Linked DNA regions of Homo sapiens: region 1 is linked to region 2. The links are chromatin loops, found by intact Hi-C in ENCODE. Cell type or tissue: endothelial cell of umbilical vein. All regions are shown on one strand.

Region 1 (4,000 bases), 330 kb before region 2:
GCTCAGAAACGTGCCATCTGAAATGCCAGTGCCCTATGCAGAGGCAGATGACAAGTTAGACACTATGCAGACTCACAGTAAGGAGAACCAGGAAGGGCAGCCTCAAAGATACTGGAGGAGGAAAGTTGTTCAAGGAAGGAAGTAGGTGATCGGGCCAAAACCTGCCGAATGGCTAACAATGGTGAAAGTTGGCCAAGTCTCTTGGGTTTGATTAAGAGACAGCAATTTGAGCTTGGCTCCTGGAGGCAGAACTCTGCCAGTGGTTAAAAGGACAGTAAGAGATGAGGTGGAAAGCATAGTGTAAGGAGACTGGTTAGAGAAATGGGACCAGGTAAATAGAGTCCATCACGCATGCCTTCTGAGATCATGACATGGTGCCTTTTCAGCAAGTGTTATCTTGCAGGTACAGTCAAGCTTCGCCTTCCTCTAGCCTCTTCCCCATCGTGGAGCTAACACAGAGTCACATTGCTGAAAAACACAATGTAACAAGCCAAGCAAGTGTGTGCATTAAATCCACGGAAAATGAGGAAGTAGGGATTTGCAGCAAAAATTTGATTAACTCATTTCATTAAAAAGGACATTGACATGCAAAATAATGGAAAACAATTAATGGTCTCATTAAGATCTTTACAAATTAGAGAAGGACCACAGGGAGATGGGAGAGAGTTGGAGACAGGAGAAAGGGGAGGACAAGCACACACTTGGGCATTTTTCCAGCTCTGCCTCATTCTCCTTCTCTAAAATCCATATGGGAGAAGTCAAAGAGAGTCTGCATGGTCCCTGCCTGGCTCATTTACAACTACAGTCATCCACTGCTTATGAAATACTGGATCTTTCCCAAGCATTCTACTTTTTTTTTTTTTTTTTGAGAGAGTCTCACTCTGTTGCCTAGGCTAGAGTTCAATGGCACGATCTCAGCTCACTGCAACCTCCGCCTCCTGGGTTCAAGCGATTCTTGTGCCTCAGCCTCCCAAGTAGCTGGGAATACAGACATGTGCCACCTGCCTGGTTAATTTTTCTATTTTTAGTAGAGTTGGGGTTTCACCATGTCGGCCAGGCTGGTCTCAAACTCCTGGCTTCAAGCGATTCTCCTGTCTCAGCCTCCCGAAGTGCTGGGATTACAGGCCACCATGCCCAGCCATTCTACCAACAGAAGACTATGTTTGAATTATTTTTGTTTTTATTGAATACAAGACATTCAAAAGGAGGGCTAAACTTACTAGTAATTCACATGTGATTATGTGATTATACACTGCTATGTTAAGTTCGCTTAGGAGTTAGGAGTGCAGTTTAAGTTGGGGCAGAGGAGGGAAAGAATGGCAATGTGGAGCTTTTAATGGGAAACAAGCTGGGATGATGTGCAGAAATAAGAACTCCTGGCTGGGCACAGTGACTCAGGCCTGTAATCCCAGCACTTTGGGAGGCCAAGGCGGGCAGATCATGAGGTCAAGAGTTCGAGACCAGCCTGGTCAACGTGGTGAAATCCTATCTCCACTAAGAATACAAAAATTAGCCGGGCGTGGTGGCATGCGCCTGTAATCCCAGCTACTCAGGAGTCTGAGGCAGGAGAATCACTTGAACCTGGGAGATGGAGGTTGCAGTGAGCTGAGATCATGCCACTGCACTCCAGCTTGGGCAACAGAATAAGACTCTTGTCTTGTGGGGGAAAAACAGCTCCTGAAACATTAATGGCAGTACCAGGTACCAGAAAACCATGACCTAGGACAATAGAGAGACATACATAAAGCAAAGTCAGTCTTTTCACTTTTGCTAAGTATAAACTCCATTAGAGCCTCACCGCAGAAACTGGAACAGGAAACAGCATTTCAATAACATTTAAGTGAGTCATAGTAACTACACCCTGTATATCGAAGCTTCTAACTGTCTTAAGTCTCATTTGGGCACTAAATAATAATGATGTGGCATTTTGAGATAGGATCCATCTTACTTTATTATTTGGAGAATTATTACTTACAGTATTCCCATTTTTTAAGTTGAACTTTTTATTTTGAGATTATTGTAGATTCACATATAGTTACAAGAAATAATTCAGAGAGATGCTATGTATTCCTACTAATTTTCCCCTAATAGTAACATCTTTCAAAACTATATGATATGGTTTGGCTGTGTTCTCACCCAAATCTCATCTTGAATCGTAGCTTCTACAATTCTCATGTGTTGTTGGAGGGACCTGGTGGGAGGTAATTGAATCATGGGGGTGGGTCTTTCCTGTGCTGCTCTCATGATCGTGAATAAGTCTCACAAGATCTGATGGTTTTATAAAGGTTTTATAAAGCACAAATTCTCTCTTGCCTGCCGCCATGTAAGACATGCCTTTTGCCTTCCACCATGATTGTGAGGCCTCCCCAGCCACATGGAACTGTGAGTCCATTAAACCTCTTTTTCCTTATAAATTGCCCAGTCAGGTATGTCTTTCTCAGCAGCATGAAAATGGACTAATACACTATAGTACAACATCACAACCGGGATGCTGACATTGATACTGTCAAGATGTACATTTGCATCATGAAGAAGACCCCTTACCTTGCCTTTTATTATCCTACCCACTTGCCTCCTGCTCCTGCCTGCTCCTTAAGCCATGGCAGTCAGCAATCTGTTCTCCATTTCTATAATTTTGTCATTTTTAGAGTCTTTTATAAATGCAATCACATGATGTGTAACCTTTCAAGAAACAATTCTCTGGAGATTCTTCTAGGTTGTAGTGTGTATCAGTAGTTATTATTTATTGCTGTGTAGTATTCCATGGTACGGATGTGCCATAGTTGGTTTAACCATTTATCCATTGACAAACATCTGAGTGGTTTCTGGGTTGGGGCTATGATGAATTAAGCTGCTATCAACATTCCTGTACAGTTTTTTGTGTGAACATAGTTGTCATGTCTCTGGAGTGCAGTTGCTGAGTCACAGGGTATTTGCATGTTTAGTTTTTTAAAGAAACAGTTTAGTTTTGCAGACTGGCTGTACCATTTTGCATTTCCACAGCAATGTATGAGTAATCAAGTTTCTTTGAATCCTTACCAGTATTTGAATTTGTCACTGCGTTTTACTTTAACTTTTCTGATAGGGTCTGTAATGGTAGTTCTTTGTGGTTTTAATTTGCACTTTGCTACTTGCTAATGATGTTGAAAATATTTTCAGGTGCTTATTTGACTTCCGCGTATCCTCTTTCATTAAATATCTCCTGTCTTTTGCCCACTTTATAATTAGATTTTGTTTTTTTGTATTTTTCCTGTTATGTTTTGAGAATTCTTTATACATTCTGAATACATGTTTTTTATATGTATTTGAGTAGTATTTAAAGAGCTTTTTTAGCAATTGACAGTGATATTGTATTTTTAATTTTAATTTCCATGTGTTCATTGTTGGTATATACAAGTGCAACTGATTTTTATATATTTATCTTGTATCCTGCAACTTTGCTGAACTCACTAATTCTAGGAGTTTTCCATAGCATTTTGTATGTAGGCAGTCATATCACTGACAAATAGAACACTTTTCTTTCATTCTGATTTGCATGACTTTATTTACTTTACTTAATGAACTGGCTAGAACTTTGAGCACTATGTTGAATAAGAGTGGTGAGAGCAGACATTTTTGCATTGTCCTTGATATTGGAGTGAAAGCATTCAGACTTTCATGATGAAATACAATGTTTGCTGTAGGTTTTCTTTAATGCTTTTTAGCAAGCAAAGAAGTTGCCCCCTATTCCTGTTTCTTTTTCAAGAATTTCTATCATAAGTGATGGGCAAATGCTTTTTCTGTATCAACTGGTGTTATCACCTGATTTTTCTTTTTTATTCTGCTAATATGGTGGATTACATTAATTGATTTTCCAATGTTGAACCAGGTTGGCATCCTTGAAATAAACCCTATTTAGTCTTGATATATAATTCTTCATATATATTACTGAATTCTATTTGTCGTGTTTTATTAAGGATTTTCGTGTCTGTTTTCCTGAGGGATATTGATTTGCAGTTTT
Region 2 (4,000 bases):
AAAGCATGATATGATACAGGAAAACAGTCACAATTATTCATACAGTAAAAACAGAATAGCTTAAAAATACTTTTGATTATAAATCAATCCATAATCCGGGAGTTAGGAACCCTGAATCTTTCTTCCAACCTAATTGTTAACAAGCTGTGGACCTTGATTGGCTATATCACCCCATATCTGAGACTCATGATCTATTATGTATCTAGACTTCAGAGAAGGGTCTTTCCAGGGATGACTTCCTGTAAATTTATGAATTTGAGATTTTGATCAATTCAATCAATTTGTGCCATAATTTTATGGAATTTGGACTTAAATATCTTTATTCCTTCCCAGATGTTATTCCAAGGGAATTGATCTGTCACATTTGTAGGCACAGCAGGCTTTGGGACATAAGGTGCTAGGTTTTTTTCTGAGTGCCTTTCTAGTAAAAGCTTTAGCATGTTCTTCTGCCTCTAGGACTCAAGCCAGCCAACATCCCCAGAGATAAGAAGCAAAACAGAGAGGATGGGGTGACTGGGACACACACAGTGGCCTGGCTGAACTGAGATGGTGACTCTCAGCTCGTCCAGAGGTTGACTTCTGTGTTACGTGGTGCATATGTTCTAATGGAGCTTCTCAATGTTTCAGGCAGTTTGCAAATTTTTGGAACTGATGTCATCTCATTTTTAACACACAACTACCTTTTCCAAAATCCAGGCAGTAGCAACCTGTAACCCCCCTGGCCAAGTTCTCTTCCCCCACCAACCCCACCACCACCATTTCTTCAATCCTCTATGATATTTACCTCTTTGCCTGCCTGGCATGAGTGTATCCGTGTAGAAAAGTTAAACTATAGGCAGTCATGGGTCAAGAGGCAGCAATTTCTGTTGAAAAGTTGTATAAGACTCCTCTTTTGAAAATGCCTGGCTGATGTACTGTAATGAAAGTTTCCCCACTTAGATATCTATAAGCAATTGTTTAGGCTGTGAAAAGATTTCCAAACGGCAATACAAACTGTGAGCTATTGAATGCCATGGAGTTCCTTTAAAAAAAAAAAAAAAAAAGCCGACAGAAGGATACTGTAGAATTACAGTAATAATTCAAACAGTATTTATAGCAGACTGTTAGAATCTGAGTTGCAATGTAATCATAGCTATTTTATAGCAAGTCTTTACCTTAATACCAGTCTATTTCCTAAAAGCTTAAAAAATATAACATAGTTCGTATAATATGTCACCCATAATGAAGCCAAGTTTGATTCGTCATTTTGTGTTACTCTTCCTTAGGTCCTTGGAGGATTTAAAAATAATAATAATAACTTACAATTCACTCCCTTCTTTTCTTTTAACAAAACTTCCTACTGCTTACCCTGTGAGAAAGACTAAGGAAAGAAAATGAAAGGGCTGTGGGAAAGAAGTCAGTCAAAAACAAGCCCACAAAACTCAAGGGGCTGTATTTCTTTTATTTTTTTTTTCTTTTACATAGAAAGCATTCGCGTAAAGAAAATAAGAGATTTATAATTCCCATAATTTGGCTAGAAGAAGCACACAACTGCATACTTCCTGTGTGTTAGTCATTTTTGGTTGCCTAGCTGCAAAACACAAATATATTACAAAACTGTGTTTTTATCACAGTGGTACACATCTGTCAATGAATCCACTCTCCTGACTTTTTGTCCAATGCGTTAAAAACAATAGATGACACCATATCAAATTCCTAGTTTCTGATTACTTCAGCCTTGCTTAACTCTGCATTTGATCTTCAAACTAGCTTAAATGTTGGGTTTGTGTGAGGCTGGAGGAGAGAGAATTGCCTAAATTAAACCAAAAAGTGCTGGAAATGGGCAATGGTGGAATCCTAGAACTTTTTATTTTCTTCCTGAAGCCTGTAGAACAAAGAAAGGAGTCCTCTTACATTCTGAAGTGAATTGGATTTCCAATTGCGCACTTCAAGTACGTTAGCATTAAATAACCACGAGTCACCCAGTGTTGACTTCGGATGGTGTCATGAGTGTTCTGAGACACTTGAAGGTGACCCCAGATTCCCTGGTGTTTACTCCCTCAGGGTTGGCTGAAGGTCGTGACTCACACTGAGGGCAGTCAGGACACTTCTGGAACAAGGTTTCCGAAGCCACGCTGCCCTTCCTACATCAGGCAGTTGGCACAGACTGTTGTGTGTCAACTTCCTGTGAAGGCCCTCAGCCTAAAGAGGTGAGCCAATAAATCCTCAAGGAACGTGTTGAGAACAGGGATGAGAATGTGATGGCAAGATCGATGTTTCTGGACTTGTCCCTAGGGATATGAGACAGCCATCATTCCACTATGGACAAGGGGGCCCCTGACATCAACTTGCAGCCTGATCTCCACCTGGTCAAGCTGTTCCCAAATCAATGTTCCCCTAAGGGAGACCAGTACAATGCCTGGAACATGGTAGGCATTTAAATAAATATTTGCTATGGCTGGGCAAGGTGGCTCATGCCTATAAACCCAGCACTTTGGGAGGCCAAGATGGCTGGATCACTTGAGGTCAGGAGTTCGAGACCAGCCTGACCAACATGGTGAAACCCTGTCTCTACTAAAAATACAAAAATTAGCCAGGTGTGGTGGCATGCTCTTGTAATCCCAGCTACTCAGGAGGCTGAGGCACGAGAATCACTTGGACCCGGGAGGCGGAGGTTGCAGTGAACCAAGATTGCACCAGTGCACTCCAGCCTGGGTGACAGAGCGAGACTCCATCTTGAAAAAATAAATAAGGCCGGGCGCGGTGGCTCACACCTGTAATTTCAGCACTTTGAGAGGCCAAAGCAGGCGGATTGCCTGAGCTCAGGAGTTCGAGACTATCCTGGCCAACGTGGTAAAACCCTGTATCTACTAAAAATACAAAAATTAGCCGGGAGTGGTGGCAAGTGCCTGTAGTCCCAGCCAGTCAGGAGGCTGAGGCAGGAGAATCACTTGGACCCAGGAGGCGGAGGTTCCAGTGAGCCAAGATCATGCCGCTGCACTCCAGCCTGGGCAACAGAGCGAGACTCCATCTAAAAAAAAAAAATAAAAATAAATAAATAAATAAGTAAAGATTTGCCAAGAGAAGAACAATTTGGAGAACTTTGTGGAAATGGTCTGAACACAAATATTCTAGAGCTACTCACGGGTAGATTTCAATATACCCAGGGCCTTTCCAAAGATCCCAGATATAGAGACAAGTAGGATCACCCGTAGCACAAGAATCATTTTTAAAAGCCAGGAAATAGCCCAGGTTCTTCTGCATTTCATGCTGGACCTCAACTTCTGGACAAATGCCATGTTTATAGTAGCACAAAGGAGAGAATAACCCTTTCGAAGAGTGATGATAGCTTTGTGAAGGGTGTGCAGGTGAGTCGGTTCAATAAAACATTGATGATCAAATCAATTGACTAAATAGTCCATGATTCAGGGCGGAAATCCCATACCGGATCCATTTACAGGACCTTTTCCCTAGGGTCCTTAGTGGTAGTCTCAAAGTTGCTTCTCCCTTCCCCAGTGTCTTGTTTTTAAAATGGAAATACTTGCATAAATAACCCCTGAGAACATGCATTCATTACACTGGAATCGGAGGGGAGAGAAGATAAAATGCAAAATTGGCCTATCACCACAAACAGTAAAGAATAAGATGCTTCTGTTATGAAAACTGGCTTTCTCAGATATCCAAGAATCACCTTAGGACAGCGTTTTAGAGCTCTGAATGCCAGGTGTACTCACCGACAATTTTTGAAGTTTTTGAGCCTCCTACAGACACAGAAAACTCTGTGTGTGTGTGTGTGTGTGTGTGTGTGTGTGTGTGTGTATTTTTAAAGTCAGCTCTGTGAAGAAAAAAATTTAGCAAAAAGAAAGATGTCATTTCTTACCTTTCATACTTTTGAGGATTCATTCTCATGCATAAAACTTTTGTGATAACGCCTTGTGTTTACGGCTTATCTTCTCTCCAAAGAGCTTTAAGCCCTGTTAGCATTATGGCACATAGCCCATTCTCATCAACCTGGTTAATG

Evidence for each region. Hi-C counts contacts between places; a loop is a spot of excess contacts. Peaks named below come from ENCODE experiments on the same cell type or tissue, not always from the same donor. Only the 100,000 strongest peaks of a DNase experiment are listed, where the experiment ranks them.
Region 1: it touches region 2 in a loop (5-fold over the local background); 1 of 110 quality-filtered maps calls a loop at or near these places.

Annotation. Positions count from the first base shown.
Region 1 is chr10:10,498,220-10,502,219 of GRCh38, forward strand. It overlaps a transcript of CELF2 not described here. Among named protein-coding and RNA genes, the nearest start is that of CELF2-DT, 38 kb to the left of the region's middle. In endothelial cell of umbilical vein, no CTCF peak of the experiment used is centred here; a DNase peak (open chromatin) is centred at 1,812.
Region 2 is chr10:10,829,255-10,833,254 of GRCh38, forward strand. It overlaps a transcript of CELF2 not described here. Among named protein-coding and RNA genes, the nearest start is that of LINC00710, 120 kb to the right of the region's middle. RefSeq lists an enhancer at 1,471-2,670. In endothelial cell of umbilical vein, no CTCF peak of the experiment used is centred here; DNase peaks (open chromatin) are centred at 1,587 and 2,067; H3K27ac peaks cover 2,494 bases.